2 separate regions of the Homo sapiens genome follow, and region 1 is linked to region 2. The links are chromatin contacts, found by Hi-C or POLR2A ChIA-PET in ENCODE. All regions are on one chromosome and are shown on one strand. Each heading gives the region's core, a stretch centred on a gene start or an enhancer-like site at or near the end of the contact. The rest is flanking DNA. Distances are from core to core; before and after follow the strand shown.

Evidence for each region. A loop is a pair of places that touch in the nucleus more often than their neighbours do. ChIA-PET counts read pairs that join two places held with the same protein, here RNA polymerase II (POLR2A). Pooled maps may share reads with other maps.
Region 1: a map of ovary shows a loop between it and region 2 (2.7-fold over the local background). The contact joins the promoter of GPS1 here to the enhancer-like site in region 2. A Hi-C loop is called at or near these places in 1 of 168 maps with a recorded cell type or tissue (ovary) and 2 of 50 pooled maps. POLR2A ChIA-PET finds 5 or more read pairs at or near these places in 3 of 52 experiments (H1, HepG2 and activated CD8-positive, alpha-beta T cell).

The regions. Positions count from the first base shown.
Region 1 is chr17:82,049,670-82,054,011 of GRCh38, forward strand. It overlaps GPS1 (G protein pathway suppressor 1), which reads left to right and starts at 2,229. Exons shown (of 13, transcript NM_001321092.3): 1 at 2,229-2,295; 2 at 3,605-3,697; 3 at 4,199-4,342. The coding sequence starts at 2,263. It overlaps RFNG (RFNG O-fucosylpeptide 3-beta-N-acetylglucosaminyltransferase), which reads right to left and starts at 2,142. Exons shown (of 8, transcript NM_002917.2): 1 at 1,831-2,142; 2 at 1,625-1,673; 3 at 993-1,095; 4 at 733-886; 5 at 249-337; 6 at 8-173. The coding sequence starts at 2,097. RefSeq lists silencers at 1,677-1,826, 2,097-2,346, 2,407-2,536 and an enhancer at 1,787-2,456.
Region 2 is chr17:81,988,360-81,994,549 of GRCh38, forward strand. The region is part of intron 4 of ASPSCR1 (ASPSCR1 tether for SLC2A4, UBX domain containing); the gene reads left to right. Among named protein-coding and RNA genes, the nearest start is that of ASPSCR1, 14 kb to the left of the region's middle. RefSeq lists enhancers at 1,408-2,117, 2,828-3,535, 5,664-6,190. Within about 2 kb of position 2,897, at least 20 of the 41 ENCODE cell types and tissues checked have a DNase peak (open chromatin) inside an H3K27ac peak, as active enhancers do.

The sequences.
Region 1 (4,342 bases), core at 979-3,478, 61 kb after region 2:
CCTGTACCTGCTGGAGCAGGGTGTCGGGCGGCAGCCTCTGCAGGTTCTCCAGGTGAGAGTGGAAGAGGGGGCTGTGCAGCAGGCGGGCGCCCAGGAGCCCCTCCACGATGTAGCCAACTGTGCAGTCATCCGGCAGCCGCACCTGCTCAGCTGTGCTCATGAAGCTGCCCAGGCTGGGGGGAGGCCGGTCAGCACCTTTCAGGTCTCAGCCTCCGCCTCCCAGCCCGGGCAGCTGGACCCCCACTCACCTGGCCCATGGGCTCATCTTGAGGGCAAGGCCTCTGCTGAGGCAGAACCCGGCCCCACCAGTAGCAAACCAGAACTTGACCGTGGTCACCTGAAGATGGGGTGGTGGTCAGAGCTGCCCAGGACAGGGCTTCTCACCCCTGACTCTTCATGGGACTCCCCAGGCATCTTTCTTAAGCTGCCCCTTAGGAGATCCCACCCAGGTAACAGAAGCTTCTTGGAGCAAAAAGAGCCGGGGGCTTCTGCAGGCCATTGACCCGTAGCCTCCAGACCCTCCCCACCTGGCCCAGACACCCCCTCTCTGCCCAGTACGGTGAGGGCCTCCTGGCCTGCTCCTGAAACACCACATGCAAACCACCTGGGTGGATCAGCTTGGGCCCCCAACCCTATGCCCTTCTCAAGCCAGCTTTCCACGCCCTCTGCTGTGCCTCCCGGGCTGGTGTCAAGGAAGGCGTCTGCTCCGATGGCGTCTGCTCCGACACTCACAGTTCTGCCACCCTGGACCCTCTCGGTGGCCTCAATGGGGTGGTCCAGGCTGGGCCGCCCCAGGTAGACGTCCTGGCTGGGTGAGAAGCTGGAGAGCAGGTGCAGGAGGCTCCTGGCGTTCACATAATTGTCATCATCCACGTGGCAAAACCACCTGTGGGCGAGGGGAGTCCTGGGCACGAGGGCCTGGCATGGCTGGACAGGAGGCCCCCACCCAGCTTGGCTCTGAGCTCTCTGCGGGTCGGGTCAGCGCCGCGTACTTGCGCCCGGACTCAATGAACTTGTCATACTCCACGGACATCTTGCAGCAGAGGGCCTGACGAGTGCGCACCGCCGAGCAGTTGGTGTTGATGACACGGTCGCCTGCGAATCAGAGACGGGAAGCACGCACGTAGAGGATGGCACTGGGGTTGGGGTAAGGCCTGTGCCCCACCTGCCCCCAAGGGCCAGGGCACAACGTGGCTGTCTGACATGCCTGGACACCTTGCCTGGGTCCAACCACAGCCCTAGCCCTCACGCGCTGACCCTGCTGGTGCCACCGAGGCTGAAGCAGGCGGCCATCGGTTGGGATCTCTTGAGTGGAAACAGGACGGAGGCAGCTCGCCCTGACCTGGCCTGGAAGGGCGGATTCCCTGCTGGCGCTTCTTCAGGGGACGTGGCACTAGCCCCACGCCCCGGGAAGCGGCTAGTGTGAGAGGCTGGTGGGGAGCAGAGCTTGGCTGGCAGGGTGGGCCCTCCGCAGGCCGCGTGACCTGGGCAGCGTCGGGGCCTCCCCGGGCCTCGGGAGCCTGGGCAGAGAAAGGCACCCACAGCAGCGAAGGGGCCGTGGCTTCGGAGCGAGAAAGGCTCGGGGGGCAGATCCCGCGGGCGCCGGGGAGTGGGGGACACTCACCGCCCTGGAGCTCGAGCTCAGGGTCGTCCCCGTCGGTGAAGATAAACGTCTGGGGGAGAAACAATCTATGAGGCTTCTGGGGCGCTGCCCAGGCCGGAGACCGACCCGCCCCGCGCGGAGCCTCCGGGGGCCTGGGCCGGGCCTAGACCCTGGGAGGCGGGGCGGGTGGGCGTGGGGCTCGCCGTCGGGGTCGGGGTCCGGCGCACCTGCTGGCGGGCCCGGGAGATCCAGGTGCGCAGCAGCAGCCGCAGGCGCGGCCCGTGGTTCTTCCGGGTGGTCTTGACGGCGATGAAGACGTCGTCAGGCCGCAGGCTGGGGGCAGCGGGCCGGGACGGGGGCGCGCGCGGGGCCGGGGCGGGGGTCCGGGCCGGGGCGGGCGCGCGGGGCAGCGGCAGCGGCAGTAACAGCAGCGCGGCCAGGGCCGCGGCCAGCGCGAGGCAGGCCCGGCACAGCGCCCCACGCGCGCGGCTCATGCGGCCGCCGGGACCCCCGGCGCTGCGAGCGGAGAACCTGGCCGGAGCCGTGGGTGGGCGGCGGCCCCTTTAAGAACGCAGCGGCCCCGCCCCGCCCCGCGCCCCGGAAGCGACGGCTTCGCTGCCCCGGAAGTGGACGGCACGCCGCGGCGGGGTGGGTGCAAGATGCCGCTGCCGGTTCAGGTGTTTAACTTGCAGGTAACGAGCCGAGGCCGCCCCGGGCCTCCGCGCCCCCGCGCCCCCCGCCACTGGGGCCGGGCTGAGGTCGAGCAGGGGCGCGGGGCCTGCGCCAGGAGTCGGTCGGGCACGCTCCGTGCCGGGCCTCCGCGGGCAGCGCGCGTCGGGGGCTGCAGGGCCGAGGGCGCGTCTCCGCCGTGGCTGCGCGCTGCGATCGGGGGCCGCCGGGCCGCGCCCGCCCCGCCTCCCCTCCCAGCAGCTCACGGGAGAGGTTCCCGGCCGCCCCGACGCTAACGCTCTTTCTCCCTTCAGCAGCCAGCCAGCTCTGTGTCAGGGTCGGGGGGTGCAGAAAGTCAGGACAGAATGAGGGATAGCTCGGCCCCCAGCTCGGCCTCCTCGTCAGTGACAGATCTGTACTGCACCCCTCACAGCAGTAGGTCAGACCTCGTCCTGCCCGGCACGGCCGGGGACTTCAGCCTGAGCGCCAGCCTGTCGGCCTGTACGCTGCTCTACGAGGTACCTTCCAGGACAGGGACCCCCGAGCGAGGGAGGGGGGAGCAGGGCCCCGGCCGCCCCTGCTGTGGCTGGGCCCCTGCTGCTCTGCTGGCCGAGGACAGGGACTCAGTGCCAAGCGCAGGAGGGGAGGGAGCCCCGGTGGGCCCGGGGCCTGCGGAGGGAGCCGAGCTCTTGGTGCTTTTCCCGAAGGAGCGCGGGAGGCCCACGGGTCCGGCGAGTGCCCGGCATGGCGGCTTTTCCAGCCTGCTTTGTGTTAAGCCGAGGTCCTGGCTTCTCTGTGTCTCCCAGCTGGGGGCCATGAGGCTCCCTGAGATGACTCTTTTCCCCTTCTCCCAACTCCGTGGCGTGACTCTCAGCCCAGTATTGCTGCTCCGCTGCTCAGGACAGATTCCGGGGGCTGGTCCTCCTGCCTCCTGGGGTTGAGGTGGCGTCCCGTTCTTCTCCGTGGCTTGGAGGAAACTACATCAGGATGGTGGCTGGGAACGTGTAGGGGCCCTCAGAGGCCCCTGTGTAGTTGGTTGTCCCCTGTCTGCTTTCTGGCTTTCAGAGATGAGCGGCTAGAATCAGGCGAGGGGTTTCTGCTTCTGAGCCTTAGAGTCTTGTGAGGAGACCCCTCCCTGATGTGGTGGCACAGGAGCCTGGGTGGGGGCGGGGGTGACTGGGAGGGCACACCTGGGGGACAGCAGCGGCGGGAGTGTGGTCCGACTGGCCTGGAAGATCTTGGGCAGAGCTGACCTCAGAGAACAGTGCGGGTCTCTCGCCCTCCTGGGGCAGTCCCCAGGACGAGGTGCCAGGTGCCTGGCCCATGTTGCAGGGGGCCGTGGAGCCCATGCAGATCGACGTGGACCCCCAGGAAGACCCGCAGAATGCACCTGACGTCAACTACGTGGTGGAGAACCCCAGCCTGGTACGGAGCCCAGTGGGGGGACCTTGGGTGTCTCAGTCCTGCTGAGGGGTCCAGGGCACACTCCCCGCTGCAGCCTGCACAGCAGGTAGAATGATCCTCCTCAGTGATCGCTGTCGTCTTTTTCTGACCCCGAAACCATCAGCGTTTCTGATTGCGCACTCACATGAGGCTTGTAGCTCAGCTTCAGATGCTGCTCATGGAGAAGCCAGGGCAGGTCTCCTCCCCGCTCAGCCTAGCGACCAGCAGTCACTAGTGGGTGTCTATCCCCGAAAGCCCCCGGGTGCAGGGTCCCACTCCTGAGGCTCCTGCGCCAGGCCCACCCCAGCGGTCTTCGTAGCTCCTGGGACAGCAGTCAGTCTCGTACCCCCATGCCCGGTTCTGGTTATGGGCCCAGGGCGACATTCTGGCTAGGACAGTCAGGCCCCAACTCCTGACCCTCAGGGCCTGGGGCCAGGGTCCTGCCTCCCATCCTGCCTGACTCTTGTCTGTGCCTGCTCCCAGGATCTGGAACAGTACGCGGCCAGCTACAGCGGCCTGATGCGCATCGAACGGCTGCAGTTCATTGCTGATCACTGCCCCACGCTGCGGGTGGAGGCCCTGAAGATGGCCCTCTCCTTCGTGCAGAGAACCTTTAACGTGGACATG
Region 2 (6,190 bases), core at 1,647-4,146:
CAGGAGAATCACTTGAACCCGGGAGGCGGAGGTTGTAGTGAGCTGAGATTGCGCCACTGCACTCCAGCCTGGGTGACAAAGCAGGACTCCGTCTCAAAAAAAAAAAAAAAAACAAGAGCAAGTGGGGCAGCTCTTTCGAGACACCAGGGACAGCAGGAGGTGGTGGGGCCGTTGGTGGTAAAGCCCGGAGCCCCCAGCCTGCGGCCCTGGTCTGTGTGGCAGTGTGGGTCTGTCTGCGGGTGTGTCTGCACGTACACCTCATTTGATGAACACTCACACCTGTGGTGGAGAGTGATTTGTGGCTGACTGTTGTTGCTGGTGAATATGCTGTGGACATCTTCCTGAAGGGTCCCGCACCTGTCACTCCTCACAGCCATGCTCTTCCGTCGTGTGGGTGTCATGTGGGTGTTGCGGGGCATCTGGCTGTGTCTCAGGGCATCCCGGGCAGGGTTGCAGCAGAGTGTGCAGCTGGAGGCCTTTGCACCTGGTCACCCACCCCAGCTTCTCCTGTGGGCTAAATTCCAGAGGTGGAATTTAAGATAGGGCTTCTTCACATTTCATTTCCAGGCCGGGCATGGCGGCTCTCACCTGTAATCCCAGCACTTTGGGAGGCTGAGGCAGATGGATCACCTGAGGTCAGGAGTTTGAGACCAGCCTGGCCAACATGGTGAAACCCCGTCTCTACTAAAAATACAAAAAGCAGCTGGGTGTGGTGGTGAGGGCCTGTAATCCCAGCTACTTGGGAGGCTGAGGCAGGAGAATCACTTGAACTCAGGAGGTGGAGGTTGCAGTGAGCCGACATCACACCACTGCATTCCAGCCTGGGCGACAGAGCAAGACTCTGTCTCAGAAATAAATATTAAATAAATTTCTAAAAGCTCAGACCCAAGCTTTGTCCCAGAAGCTGGAGTTTGCTAACCATGGAGCAGGATATGGACGAGGTTTCATAGTGGGTGGCGTTGCCAGCCCCACGGTGAGGGTGGAGTGCCTGGTGGGCTCTCTGCTGGGAGCTGGTCCCCAGCAGGTCTGCATGAGGGAGGGAGGCTCTCGTGCCTAGTGTCCCTGCACTGGCCCAGGAGGCTTGGGGAGGCCTTGGGAAGTCCAGGTGTCCGCAGAGTGGGACGGGCGGGAAGCTGATGTTTCTTCTTTCATGTGTTTCGGAGGAGGTCTGAGTCCAGGGACAGTGTAGGCGCTGTGCTTCGAAGGGGCGTTCTGAGGCTGGGGGCTGCAGGCCTGTAGCGTGCCCAGGAGTTGCCCTGGGACAGAGCCTGCTTTGTGTATTTGGGGACCCCTGGGTGATTTCCTTGGATGGACACTGCCACGTGTTTGAAACGTTGCAGCTCCACTGCGAGGGTGTCACTGTAGCACGCAGCCCTGGCCCGACCAGCGTCTCAAGCAGCAGGGGCCTCAGGGATACCAGCGAGCCACACGTCGGCCATGGAGGTGACTCACATTTTCTTTTCTTTCACCCAGGCTGGAGTGCAGTGGTGCGATCTTGGCTCACTGCAACCTCCGCCTCCCGGGTTCAAGCAATTCTCCTGCCTCAGCCACCTGAGTAGCTGGGATTACTGGCGCACGCCATCACGCCTGGCTAATTTTTGTATTTTTTTTAGTAGAGACAGGGTTTCACCATGTTGGCCAGGCTGGTCAGGTGATCAGCCCGCCTCGGCCTCCCAAAGTGCTGAGATTACAGGCGTGAGCCACCACACCTGGCCAATCACTCACTTTTTCTTGTAACCGCATTAAAGAAGAAATAAAAACAGGTGTCATTAATTTTAGTAATACGTGTAGTTAACTCAGTATACCCAAAATACGACTTCCTGGACACGTAGTCAGTAGAAAAGTGAGCCGTCTCATGCTCTTGTTGTGCAGAGTCCTTGAGACCTGCATGTATGGTGCACTTGGAGCATCTCGGTCTGGGCCGGGTCCTCGTGGACTGGGCGCTCTCCACTCTGCTTCTCAGGCTCTGCTGCAGGGAGGGCGTCAGGAGACAGAGGCTGCACACTGCTGGCTTCGAGCTTTCCCATTTTCCCTATAGTCTGAAGGTTCTGCCCAGCACAGAGGGGTGTGAACAGCCACGCCGAGCTCTGGGGGACACTGCTCTCCGCCTGCCTGGTGGGCCTGTGTCTGAGTTTGGGATCTTCCACGCCGAGCTCTGGGGGACACTGCTCTCTGCCTGCCTGGTGGGCCTGTGTCTGAGTTTGGGATCTTCCACGCCGAGCTCTGGGGGACACTGCTCTCTGCCTGCCTGGTGGGCCTGTGTCTAGTTTGAGATCTTTATTACGGGGAGTGTGCCTTCCGTGATAGGAGACGCATGAGATGGAAATGAGGATTTCATGGCCTACGGGCCCTGGGGGTACACGGCCCTCCTGGAGGCACCCGGAGGAGGAAAGGGAGTACCTTTCTGACCAGCATCTTTGCTGGGGTACAGATTGTTATGCTAACGGGTTTCCTATGAGGAGTTTCTCTCCATGGGTTTAGAGCCAGCAGGCACTAGCCCCAGGAGGTCATACTGTGACTCGGGGGATACTGTAGCACGTCTGGGCAGTCCACGAGGGCAGGCGGGCGAGTCCCGTAGTTTGAATCCCACGTCCCGTAAGGACCTAGTTGCCAAGTGGTGAAAGGCAGGGGTGTGGATGGACCATGCTGAGCTGCTGGGAGCAGGAAGAGAACCGGGGACTGTTGTGGGTGACCGAGACCTGCCGTGGAACGATGCCAAGGGTGAGCCGTGGGAACTCACACAGCAGCTGAGCCGCTTTCCATCTGAAGACCGTGAGGGAGCAGGGTGGGCTTTCTGTAAATCAGATTCATGAGCTCAGCCATGGAGGGGATTTGTCCTCTCTCAGAGGTGCCCCCGGGCTGTGCTGGCGTGGGCACCCCAGGTGGGAGTGGCCCCCAGTGTGCCCGGCCCCTGGCTGGATCTCTTCCCAGGCCCCCAGCCCTCTGCTCCCAGCCTTGACTCAGTGCTTGGGGGCTGGCTGAGTGCATCTCAGCCTGTTCCTCCTTCTGTAGGTAAAGCCGTGGCTCCGGGAAAGCTGGGTGATTTCTGCAGCCCTCTGGGTGTGCTGGGGTGTAGGGATGGGCTGCTGGTGAGGACAGGGCTCTGCCAGGTGGAGCACTGGCCTGTGGCCACACTCAGGGTGGGTCTGTGCATGCTGCTGGGCCAGCTCAGAGCTCTGCGGCCCGTCCCTGTCCATCCCTGCCCGTCCCTGTTCATCCCTGTCCGTCCTTGTCCATTCCTGTCCATCCCTGTCCATCCTTGTCCATCCCTGTCTGGACCTGGCTGGGTTGAGAAGGCCGGAGCCTGCCCCAGGCTCTCCCAGGCTCTGTCTAGCCGCTTGGCGGCTGGGCTGTCATGTGGTGGGTGATGCCCTCTGCGGGCCTCCCTGAGCCCAGTGGCTCCTGGCCTGCAGCCACAGCTTCTGTTCCCGGCAGGGCGCATGCTGCTGCCTGGGCTCTCGTCAGCACCTGTGTTTGCGCCCGGCTTTGTCATACCCAGACAGGACATGAACACAGAGAGCTCTAGACTCACTGCCTTGTCCCCAGCACACAGCCGCGCCTTGCCGGAGCGGGGCCCCAGCGGGGCGGGGTTTGTGGTGCATAAAGAATATGCCCTCGAAGCCAGCAGCAGAGGCGTGTCTGCCCTCCTGGCCGTCCCGCTGGCTTCTGGCCCTGGCCGGGTGGGGAGCTCTGCTGGCTGGAGAGTGTGTGAGAGTGTGCCAGTACCCTGCTGCGAGCAGGCACCCGCGGAAGCGCCCCAAAGCACTTCTTGCATTTCTGGCTTCGGAGCATGGTGTCTGGTGGCTTGGCCTGGCCTGGGGTCCCCGGGAGGCCCTGGGTCTTGCCCCTGCGGACATTGGGACTTGCAGAGGTCTGCGTGGGGGAGGGGGAGTAGGGGCTGTGTCTCCTCGGGCGCTGGAATTTCCCCCGGGCCCTGGCGTCCTGCACACTGGGCCGGCGTAGAAGGTCTGGAACCGATTGCCCACCACCCCTCCCTGAGATCCCGCATGAGGGAGGGAATCTGATCCCTCTGGAGGAGCCGCACATCAAAGCCGGGCTGGCGTTTGATGTCACGCTGCTGTGCTCTGTCCCTGTTTGTGATTTGAGGTCCCCAAGCTGGCGGTCAGTGCCGGGGAAGGACTGTGAGTTGGGACTCTGGCCACCCCTCAGCCCAGGCCTCCCCAGCCGTAGAGAAGTGGCCTCATGACCATCTCCGGACCCCTGGCCATCTGTGTCATGCTGGGGAGCGGGGACCCTGGGCCCTCCCTGTCCCCCTTCCTGGCCCTGGGGGCTGTGCTTCCTTGAGGCCTCTCTCTGCCTCTGTCCGGGTTCTGCTCCGGCGCATTTTGAGGCCTTGTGTTTTCCTGAGCCCTGCGTCTCGGGGCCTCTGGGCCGAGTCTCCAGCCATTTGGAGGGAAGGCAAATCCAAGGCCCTTTGTTGGCTGCTCTGTGGGACGGGAGCTTAGGGAGTGTGTCCCAGCCTGTGCGCAGAGGACACCCGCCGTGTGTGTGGTGCGCACGTGCTCCACAGGCTAGAGGCCCTTGGGGAAGGGGCTCCCCTGTAGGCAGTGGACCCAGGGAGACCATGGGGCTAAGTCCACGACCCTGTGGGGCCTCTGCAGCCAGACCAGGCTGTCAGAGTCGGGGCCTGGGTGGGAAAGGGATGCCCCTCCCCCAGGATTGAGGACGTGAAAAATAAAGGCCACGAAACAAAAGAAAACACGTCAAACCCACACACGTGGCCGAGTCCCCAGGTGTCGGGGCTGGGCCTGTCCTGGGTGTGGCACCTTGGGCTTTTCTGCTTGGTCTGTTCTCATTTCAGGGAGGCAAGTCCTGCCCTTTTTTTTGTTTTGTTTTGTTTTGTTTGTGTTTGAGACGGAGTCTCGCTCTGTCGCCCAGGCTGGAGTGCAGTGGCGCGATCTCGGCTCACTGCAAGCTCCACCTCCTGGGTTCACGCCATTCTCCTGCCTCAGCCTCCCGAGTAGCTGGGACCACAGGCGCCCGCCACCACGCCTGGCTAATTTTTTGTATTTTTAGTAGAGACGGGGTTTCATTGTGTTAGCCAGGATGGTCTCGATCTCCTGACCTCGTGATCCGCCCATCTCGGCCTCCCAAAGTGCTGGGATTACAGGCGTGAGCCACCGCGCCCGGCTGAGTCCTGCTCTTTCAAGTAGGTCAGCAGATCCCAGGGTCGGGGCACGGTGAGTGCACAGTGGACCCCTGCGGCCCTGTAAGCACACAGGTGGGTTCAGGCGGAGGCCGAGAGTTCCTGTCCCAGCATCCCGCTCTGTGCATGGATGTGCACGTATGTCTCGACCTGGACACTGCAGCACCCTGCCCTCTGACCCTCCCAGTACCCCCCATCCCGGAGGGTTGCTGCAAGCAGTTTCCAGCCCAGCTGTTACCTAATCTTTATCCCCTGTGTTCTGGTCACCAGCTCAGCCTGTGTCTTCCTGTCCCACCTGAGCCCTTGCAAGGCACACTGGCCATAGGGCCTGGCAGGGCACCTGCATGACCTGAGGCCGGCCCTGGCCTCCCCTTTGCCTAGGCTCTGGCCATCTGCCCCCTCCTCTCGGATTCCCCTCCCTGGAGAGGGACTGATGAGGGGCATCTGCAAGGAAGGCCTGAGAAGGGCTTTTGTTTTTCTCAGTGGGGAGGATTTCACGGTGGGGAGTTGGAAACGCAGAGGCAAGCCCGCCTCATGCAGCAGGTGCCACCAGCAGTTCACATGCTCTGGGGCTGGATGTGACGGCATGTGCCCGTCTCCCGGGCTGCCATGCACATCAGGCATGTGTGGGAGGCGTGCTGCATATACCTGCCCACCCATGCACGGGTCCAGCTGTGCCTCCTGCGGGGCGAGGCTCAGAAAGACACTGGTGGCAGAGTCCGACATGGACTTATAAGCACGGCCTCCCCGGCCACAGGCAAGCGGGCGTGAGCGGAGTGCAGCGCCCCTCCCTCCATGCTTCGGTGACATCAGGCGTCGGCTTTGAAGGAGGACATCAGGCGGTGGAGACAGGGGCACCTCCTCTTAGTGGGCGGCTTAAGATGAAAGCCCAGACGTCGGTACCCTGACTCTCAGGCTCCTGAGTACAGGTGTCCGTGAGCCGCATTCCGGAGCCAGTGCTGCTCGCCCCTCCTGTGCGGTCCCTGGGCCCTGCCGGCAGCTCCACGTCCTGCCAGCGGCCCC